2 separate regions of the Homo sapiens genome follow, and region 1 is linked to region 2. A link is an interaction called in ENCODE POLR2A ChIA-PET data of the cell type or tissue named here. Cell type or tissue: K562. All regions are shown on one strand. Links, peaks and the distances in the headings refer to the core of each region. The heading gives the core; the rest is flanking DNA.

Region 1 (4,389 bases), core at 268-4,267, 78 kb before region 2:
GCTTAAGCGATCCTCCCACTTCCCTCTCCTGAATAGCTGGGACCACAGACTCTCACCATCACACCCAACAAGTTTTTGTGTTTTTTTTTTTTTTTTTTTGGAGACAGGGTCTCCCTATGTTGCCCAGGCTGGTCTTGAACTCCTGGGCTCAAGCAATCCACCTGCCTTGGCCTCCCAAAATGCTGGGATTACAGGCAGGAGCCACCACAACAACCTTGAATTATACATTTTAAACAGGTGAATTGTATGGTATGTGAATTACATCTCAATAAAGCTGTTACAAACAAAGAGAAAAGCCCCACAGGGGTAAGATGTCCACATGAGTAGTTGTAGACACTGCCCTTCTCCCTCACATCTAGCGGAGGTCAGGGGACAGGCAGAAATCACTGATCACAGAAGTGGATTCACACTTGTGAGATGTCCCAGAGGAGAGGACAGAGTGTCGTGTGAGTGGCAGGTAAGTGGGGCATTTGCCAAGGGCAGGGTTGGGGGAATTGAGGAAGTTTTATTGGAGGAAATCGTGGAGGTGAGAAAACCACCGAGGTTTCTCTGTCCCAAACACTTGAACTTCCAGGTCATACTGTCCCTGTGTGACCAGGTGTCTCAAGGAAGTGGACTTTCTGTGCTTTCAGCTCTAATTGGGGTAGGTAGGAGCCCCCCACCCCCACAAGGTGATGGTGCCCTGGGCACTTGTTGGATGTCTTGTGTTATTTTATTTTTATTTACTTATTTTTTTTGAGACAGAGTCTTGTTCTGTCACCCAGGCTGGAGTGCAGTGGCTGGATCTCGGCTCACTGCAAGCTCCGCCTCCAAGGTTCACACCATTCTCCTGCCTCAGTCTCCCGAGTAGCTGGGACTACAGGTGCCCACCACCACGCCCGGCTAATTTTTTGTATTTTTTAGTAGAGACGGGATTTCACCGTGTTAGCCAGGATGGTCTTGATCTCCTGACCTCGTGATCCACCCGCCTCGGCCTCCCAAAATGCTGGGATTACAGGCGTGAGCCACCACGCCCGGCCGGATGTGTTGTGTTGTTGTTTTTTTTTTTACTTTTAAATTTTTGTGGGTACATAGCAGGTGTATATATTTGTGGGGTACCTGAGATATTTTGATACAGGCATACAGTCTGTAATGATCACGTCGGGGTAAATGGGAATCTATAATCTTAAGCATTTATCCTTTGTCTTATAAACAATCCAATCATACCTTTAGTTATTTTTAAATGTAAAATTAAATTATTATATTTTTCTTTCTTTAGAAATGAGGTCTCACTATGTTGCTCAGACTGGTCTCAAATTCCTGAGCTCAAGCGATCTTCCCACTTCCGCCTCCCAAAGTGCTGGAATTACAGGCGTGAGCCACCGCGCCAGGCCGTTAAATTATGACTGAGTATAGCCACCATGCTGGGCTGTCAAATACTAGTTCTTATTCATTCTATTTTTTGTATCCATTCACCATCCTCACTCCCCCCCCACCCCCTCATGAGGTTTTAAAGGCTGAGTGGCAGCCAGACCTGGTTCAAATCCTCTGTAGCAAGTTGGAAGGGGGTCCCCCAAAAGATACATCTCCATCCTAATCTCTGAATGTGTGAATGTGACTTGACTTGGAAAGGGTCTTTGCAGATTTGACTAAGGATCTCAAGATGAGGTCATTTTGGAATAGCCAGAGGGGCTCCAAATCCAACGACAGGTGTCATTATGAGAGAAGACAGACGCCCAGGGAAGAGAAGGCCGATGTGAGGACAGAGGCAGAGACTGGAGTGGCGCAGCTGCAAGCCGCAGAACCCTGGAGCCACCGGAAGCTGCAAGAGGCCAGGAAGTGATACAGGAGCTAAAAATAAATTATTTAGGAGGATAGTGAGGGTAAGAGAGTCCTCGGTAAGGTTTTCTCTTTAATAAAAAGCAGCCCCCATATCATTTTTTTCTTTTTCTTTTTTTGAGACGAAGTTTCCCTCTTGTTGCCCAGGCTGGAGTGTAATGGCGCGATCTCGGTTCACAGCAACCTCCGCCTCCCGGGTTCAACCGATTCCTCAGCCTCCCGAGTAGCTGGGATTACAGGCATGGGCCACCACGCCTGGCTAATTATGTATTTTTAGTAGAGACGGGGGTTTCTCCATGTTGGTCAGGCTGGTCTCGAACTGGCGACCTTAGGTGATCTGCCCGCCTCGGCCTCCCAAAGTACTAGGATTACAGGCAAATCATTTTTTTTTCCTAACAAAAAACAGCCTGAAAAATCAAGCTGCAAACAGATAAGCAAGCTGGAAGCTGGCGTAGGGAAATGCCGGCAGGAAATTACTATGTGCCTGTGTGTACGTGGGAATTTCCTATGTGCCCATTGGAAACGGCTATCTGGGGGCCAGGCATGTTCAACATGGAGGCCACATGTGCAGTAAAGAAGCAGACAATGCGGCGCTGGCCAGGTGGAGACCCCAACTGTATAACAAAAGATTAGGGTGGGATGGCCAGCTTCTTCGTGCGCTATGTAAAGGGAACACCTGGTCCAACCAATCCTCTGCGCCCTATGTAAATCAGACACCGCCTCCTCAAGCTCATCTACAAAACCGACCGCATCTCGCTGCAAACTGGGAGGGAGCTTTTCCCTTTTGCCTATTAAACTTCCACCCTTAAACTCACTCCTTGCGTGTGTGCATCCTTAAGTTCCTTGGCGTGAGGCAACGAACCTGGGGTATTACCCCAGGCAAATGATGCCGCTTCAGAAGGATTCCCCTAGAACCTCTGGAGGGACTGTGGCCCTGCCCACCCCTTGATTTTGGACTTCCAGCCTCCAGAATTGTGAGAGAATGCATCTATGTCATTTTAAGCCACCGAGTTTGTGATCATTTGCTCCGCATCAACAGGACACGGATATTCCTCCTTCTTCACTTAAACAGCGCCTCACCTGGAGCATAGTTCTTAATGCCCCTGGGCCTTGGCTTCCACATCTGTGAAATGGGGACAGCTGGAGTGCCTACATCAGGGGTGTGTGAGGGCTTCTTGATAAGAGTCAGGGGTAGAGCTCTCAGAGGGAGGCTTGGCACCCCCTAAGTGCCCCTTGCCGGGCAGTGAGCCCCACACACTAGTTCTATCCTCCTGCAGGGGCACAAGGGGACATTAGAAAACCCAGCCTCAAGGTCTGGCTTGTCACAGCTAAGACAGGACCTCGGCTAGTCACGGGTTGTCAAGGCTGTCTTATGGGAAATGGTGCGGATGACTCCACCTCTATTACGTCTTTTTTTTTTTTTTTTTTTTGACGGAGTCTTGCTCTGTCCCCAGGCTGGAGTGCAGTGGTGCGATCTTGGCTCACTGCAACCTCCGCCTCCTGGGTTCAAGTGATTCTCCTGCCTCAGCCTCCTGAGTAGCTGGGACTACAGGCGTGTGCCACCACACCCGGCTAATTTTTGTATTTTTAGTAGAGACGGGATTTCACCATGTTGGCCAGGATAATCTCGATCTCTTGACCTTGTGATCCGCCTGCCTTGGTCTCCCAAAGTGCTGGGATTACAGGCGTGAGCCACCACACCCGGCCCCGTGATGTCATTTTTAACCCTGTTAGTTAGAGGGAAGGCGAATCTCACGGTGGCCAGACACAGCCCCTGGGGTGGGCTCCCTGGTTTAGAGTCCAGTTCTGCCACCCACTTGCTGTGTGCCCGTGGGCAAGTCACTTCACTTCTTCCTACCTTGGTTTCCTGCTGTAAAATGGGTACAGTGTCCATTACGCCACTACCCCTTCGTGTTTACTGACGCTTAGACCAGTGCTGGAAAATGCCACATGGTCATGAAATAGATGTCAGGCTCCTGACCAAGGTCATTCCTTTGAATTTGAAACCCAACCAAGTTTCTGCCTGAAAGGAAACTGCCTCTTCACCGCTGGCCCCCACCCTGCCTCCCAAGGGAAGCTTACACCCCAGGAAAGTCCTCTGGCTGAACATTGCTCAGCGGTTTACCAGCTAACGCTTCGGGAGGCTGGGGGGAGGTAGATGAGTACCTTGGCCCTTGCCCCTGCGTGCCTGGGTTTCTCCCACAGGAAGACAAACCCATCCTCCTGGTGTGAGTCCTCCCAGGCCTGGGATGGAAATGCTGCTTTGGCCCAAATATCAGGTCATATGGCCTGTTTTCTCAAGGGCTTCCCCCTTGAATTCTTGGAATTCTTGGCTAGCAGGGAGGGCTCCCAAGGGATCTGCTCCCAGGTCTGGGTTAGCTGGGCTGATTTACAGCATAGGGCACTGCCTGTGGCCTAGGGAATGGGATGGGGTGGGGAGAGGGCACTGAGGGTGGGGATTTCCACAGCTTGGTGAGGCCATGGGTGTTCTGGTGGGGGACCGGCCTCACCCCATCTTCCCCAGATAGCTTGGGGCTTCCTGGGGATGCCAAACACAGACAACTGCTGAGA
Region 2 (4,389 bases), core at 151-4,150:
CAGAGTTTCCCTTGGTTCCCGTCTTTGGACCACACATTAGGATTAATATATTTTTCATTTGCAGTGGTGAGTAGGTTTAATGAGGTGAGGAATCCTCTTGGACTGACTTGTAGACCTATGCTCAACTTTAACATTAAATCCCTTCCCAATAATTTAGTTCCTGCTTCAGGGATTAATAAGAACTGAATATGAGCTGAGTGATCCTGGTATCTAACTTCTAAAATTTTTGCTCTAAATCCTTCCCCGTTTACCCCAGAGACTTAAAGTTCCTCTGAGGAGGAGACATTAGATGGGGGGAAACAAACAGAGGAGCGAGTGGCCCCTGAATCGACTAAAAAGGTGATAAGCTCATGTTTGGGTCCCACCTCTAAATTTATCAAGGGCTCCTGGTGGGACTCAAGAAAAAAGAGACAGAGCCCCTAACTCCCCTATTCTTCCTCAAAAGTCATGAGTGGAAGGGCTTCTTTTTCCTTTCTTAATTCAGGACATCCTCTCTTGAAGGCCTGTTCTTCCACATCTATAGCACCTATCTTTCCCTTCCTCCCTCTTAGTTCTGGGATTCTTTAACCCTGCTCCCACAAACTCTTTAGGGGGCCTGGCAGATGAGGGCTTTGGTCCTCCAGATGGAGACTGGGGTCTTTTAAAGGAGGGTTTGGACCCTTTATAGTTTTTGGCTCCCTGGAAACTCTGTCTAGAAGTACCTGGATTTGGAGCCATCTGTTGGAAGGTGGATAACATAAGTTTTGTCTTTTGTTTCTGTTTTTCTTTGTCCCTTCTCACATATAATTTCTGAGCTTCCCTAAGCTCACTTAGGGGACAGTCTTCCCAATTGTCTATTTTTTTAGCTTTTTTTGAAATGTCTGGCCAACTTTTAGTGACAAATTTGAGTTTCAACATTCCTTGCCTAAGGGGATCATCCAAATTGAGGCATGCATATTGCCTCATTTGCTCTCTTAATCTGTCCAGGAATCTCAGAGGCCCTTCATCCTTTTCCTGTTGTATATCAAGTGTTTTAGAAAGATTTTGGCTTTGGGGTACTGATTCCTGAATTCCTTTTATTATTATCTCCCTTAGGTCCTGCATATTTTCCTGGTGATCTGCGTTGTTATTGTCCCACTGGGGGTCTCGGGTGGGGAATTTCTGGCCTGCAGTAGGAATGTTTTCACCAGGAGGGTGCTCACATTCCCAAACTACCATAGCAGTCCTACGAATCATACTCCTTTCTTCCCCTGAAAAGAGGGTGCCCAAGATGAACATTAACTTGGCCCAAGTGTATAACTGAGGTCCTAAGAATTGGTCAATTTGGTCTGTCACTCTGTAAGGGTCATCTAGTAGTGGTTTAAGCTCCTTTTTAAAATTCTGGACTTCTGAACTGGTTAAGGGAACATTTTCAAAGCCAATGGCCCCCTACTCCTTGTGGTACCTCTTTCAAATGGAAGAGAATTGGGACTGACCCCTTAGGTATGGAGGGAATTGGGAAATTCTGAATATCTTTTTTTACATTGTTCTACCTCATGCTGGATTCCTTTTAGAGAGGGGTAAAAGTATTTAGGTTGGGAGGGAACAGGCTGGTGGGATGGTAATTCCCAAGAGTCAGTAAGGAGGAGGGGTAACGTGAGTAGAGGAAGGATTTGGAATGGGATATGAGGCAGCAGTAGCTGCCTGAGGGGAAGGATTGGGGATACTGAGCAGGGGAAATAGTCTAGGGGATTCCATGCACTGGAATTTTTAGGCATGAGAGCTGGCTCCTCTGACTTTTCATTTTGAGTGCCAGATTGGGTTTTTAAGGGAAAAAGGAGGGCAGGCCCTTCCCTCCAGCAAAGAGCATAGCCTAGTTCTTCTTGAGACACTGAATTTTATAATTAACATATTGGATTAGAAGCTGACACATTACATCCTCATTTGACCCAAACTTTGGCCAGAAGATTGAGGGTTTGAGGATGGGTCCCTGAGTCCAAATAAAACATCAATATTTTATCGTTTTTTTGCTTTTTCTTATGTTTAGTCCTTTCATTATCCTTCCAGTATTTTAGCATGAGACCTAGGGGGCTCTCTGGGGGGATATCTTTGCTACTATCTTTATCCTTCTTGCTCCCTATCTTGCTTGGGGTATTTCCCATATTGATGGTTTTGGGGTAAGGTTCAACTTCCCTTACTGGAAATTTCTTGTCTTTTGGGGTGAGGCTCAATTTCCCTTATTGGAAATTTCTTGCCTTTTCTACTACTGGAGGTTTTTGTGAAGTTCAATCCCCCCTAATGGAGATGTCTCATCTCTTTTTAACCTCTAAGCCACCCCAACAAAGGAGTACTTCACCGCCCCCCCGCGACATTCTTACCTTGGTCCCAACCAACAAGGAAATACTTTACCAGCTCCTGCAGTGTCTTTTCCTCGGTCCATGTGCAGACTTTAGTGGCCATTATGGAGGATCCTTTACCCCAGGTTGCTGGCCAGTTTCTTTCCACATTGCTGAGAGCTCGGGTTATTTCTCACATGGGGTGGGTCCTGATTTTTCACCCCTGAGGCCCTCACAAGGGGGCAGGGTGCGCCTCCTCCTGAGACAGAAGCAGAGACCGCTCCTGGAGGGAAATGTAATCCTGGACGTATAAATTGAGAAGCTTAACAGAAGATACAAGGTCCAAATAAAAGAAGGAGAAAAATAAGTATTAAAGGACTAAGAATTGGGAGGACCCAGGACATCCAATTAGAGAGTGCCCAAGAGGGTTGAGCATAATTACTTGCTTGGTTGGTGAGTTTTTGGGAAAAGACCATTAGTCCGTTTTACCTTTCCTGACCATATCCAGGCCATCACCAATCATTCTATATGACAAATGCTCCCTTTAACAACCCCACAATATTGCCCTTTACCACAAAATCTTCTGTCAGCTTAATCTCTCCCACTCTAAGTTCCCATGCTGCCCCTAATCCCCCTCGAAGCAGCCCTGAGAAACATCACCCATTATCTCTCCATAGTACCCCGAAAATTTTTCACTGCCCCAACACTTCAACACTATTTTGTTTTATTTTTCTTATTAATATAAGAAGACAGGAATGTCAGGCCTCTGAGCCCAAACCTGCATGTATACATCCAGATGGCCTGAAGCAAGTGAAGAATCACAAAAGAAGTGAAAATGGCTGCTTCCTGCCTTAACTGATGACATTCCACCATTGTGATTTGTTCCTGCCCCACCTTAACTGAGCCATTAACCTTGTGAAACCTTCTCCTGGCTCAGAACCTCCCCCACTGAGCACCTTGTGACCCCCGCCCCTGCCCGTAAGAGAAAAACCCCCTTTGACTGTAATTTTCCACTACTCACCCAAATCCTATAAAACAACTCCACCCCATCTCTCTTCGCTGACTCTCTTTTCGGACTCAGACTGCCTGCACCCAGGTGAAATAAACAGCCTTGTTGCTCACACAAAGTCTGTTTGGTGGTCTCTTTACACAGACACGCGTGACACCCAGCACTTTGGGAGGCCAAAGCGGGTGGATCACCTGAGGTCAGGAGTTCGTGACCAGCTTGGCCAACATGGTGAAAACCCATCTCTACTAAAATAACAAAATAAAAAATAACTAAAAATACAAAAAAAATTAGCTGGCATGGTGTCACACACCTGTAGTCCTAGCTATTCGGGAGGCTGAGGCAGGAGAATTGCTTGAACCCGGGAGGCGGAGGTCGCAATGAGCTGAGATTGTGCCATTGCACTCCAGGTTGGGTGACAGAGAGAGACTCAGTCTCTCTCTCTCACACACACACACAAATAAATCAATAAAAATAAAAATTAGATGGGCATGCATGGTGGTGCACACCTGTAGTCCCAGCTACTCCAGAGGCCGAGGTGGGAAGATTACTTGAGCCTGGGAGATGGAGGCTGCAGTGAGCCAAGATTGCACCACTGCACTCCAGCCTGGGTGACAGCATGAGACCCCATCTCAGAAAAAAAAAAAAAGAAAGAAAGAAAGAATGCTTCAGGCTGGCTTCCTGACATCTAATTAAGTCTTCCCACGTGCCAGACTCATACTAGTGCTTGACACAGGCTGGTGTTCTTGAGGCAGCCAACAGTCCTATGGAGTGGGGAGTACTATTATTATCCCCATTTGACAAACTTGGAAACTGAGGCTGATTGCACATAACGTGCTCATGATCAGCATGCTGGCATTTGGCAGAGCCAGGATTCAAATTCAAGTGTTGCAAATGCAGGGTTTCTCAACCACCATACTATCGGCTTGCTGGACTGCATAAGTCTTTGTGCATTGCAGGATGTTTGGCAATATCCCTGGCCTCTTGTCTATGACACTCTAGAACCAGCCCTCTGGCCCTTCCTGAGTGGGGACAACAAAAATGTTTCTGATATTCCCATATCTTCTGGGAGGTAAAATCTCTCCTGTC

What was found. ChIA-PET counts read pairs that join two places held together with the same protein. Peaks named below come from ENCODE experiments on the same cell type or tissue, not always from the same donor. Only the 100,000 strongest peaks of a DNase experiment are listed, where the experiment ranks them.
Region 1: POLR2A ChIA-PET joins it to region 2 with 5 read pairs; 2 of 35 experiments call an interaction of 5 or more read pairs at or near these places.

What each region holds. Positions count from the first base shown.
Region 1 is chr1:12,632,599-12,636,987 of GRCh38, forward strand. No RefSeq gene overlaps it. Among named protein-coding and RNA genes, the nearest start is that of AADACL4, 9.3 kb to the right of the region's middle. In K562, for the core only: no CTCF peak of the experiment used is centred there; a DNase peak (open chromatin) is centred at 2,503.
Region 2 is chr1:12,710,679-12,715,067 of GRCh38, forward strand. No RefSeq gene overlaps it. Among named protein-coding and RNA genes, the nearest start is that of AADACL3, 3.2 kb to the right of the region's middle. In K562, for the core only: no CTCF peak of the experiment used is centred there; no DNase peak of the experiment used is centred there; H3K27me3 peaks cover 1,046 bases.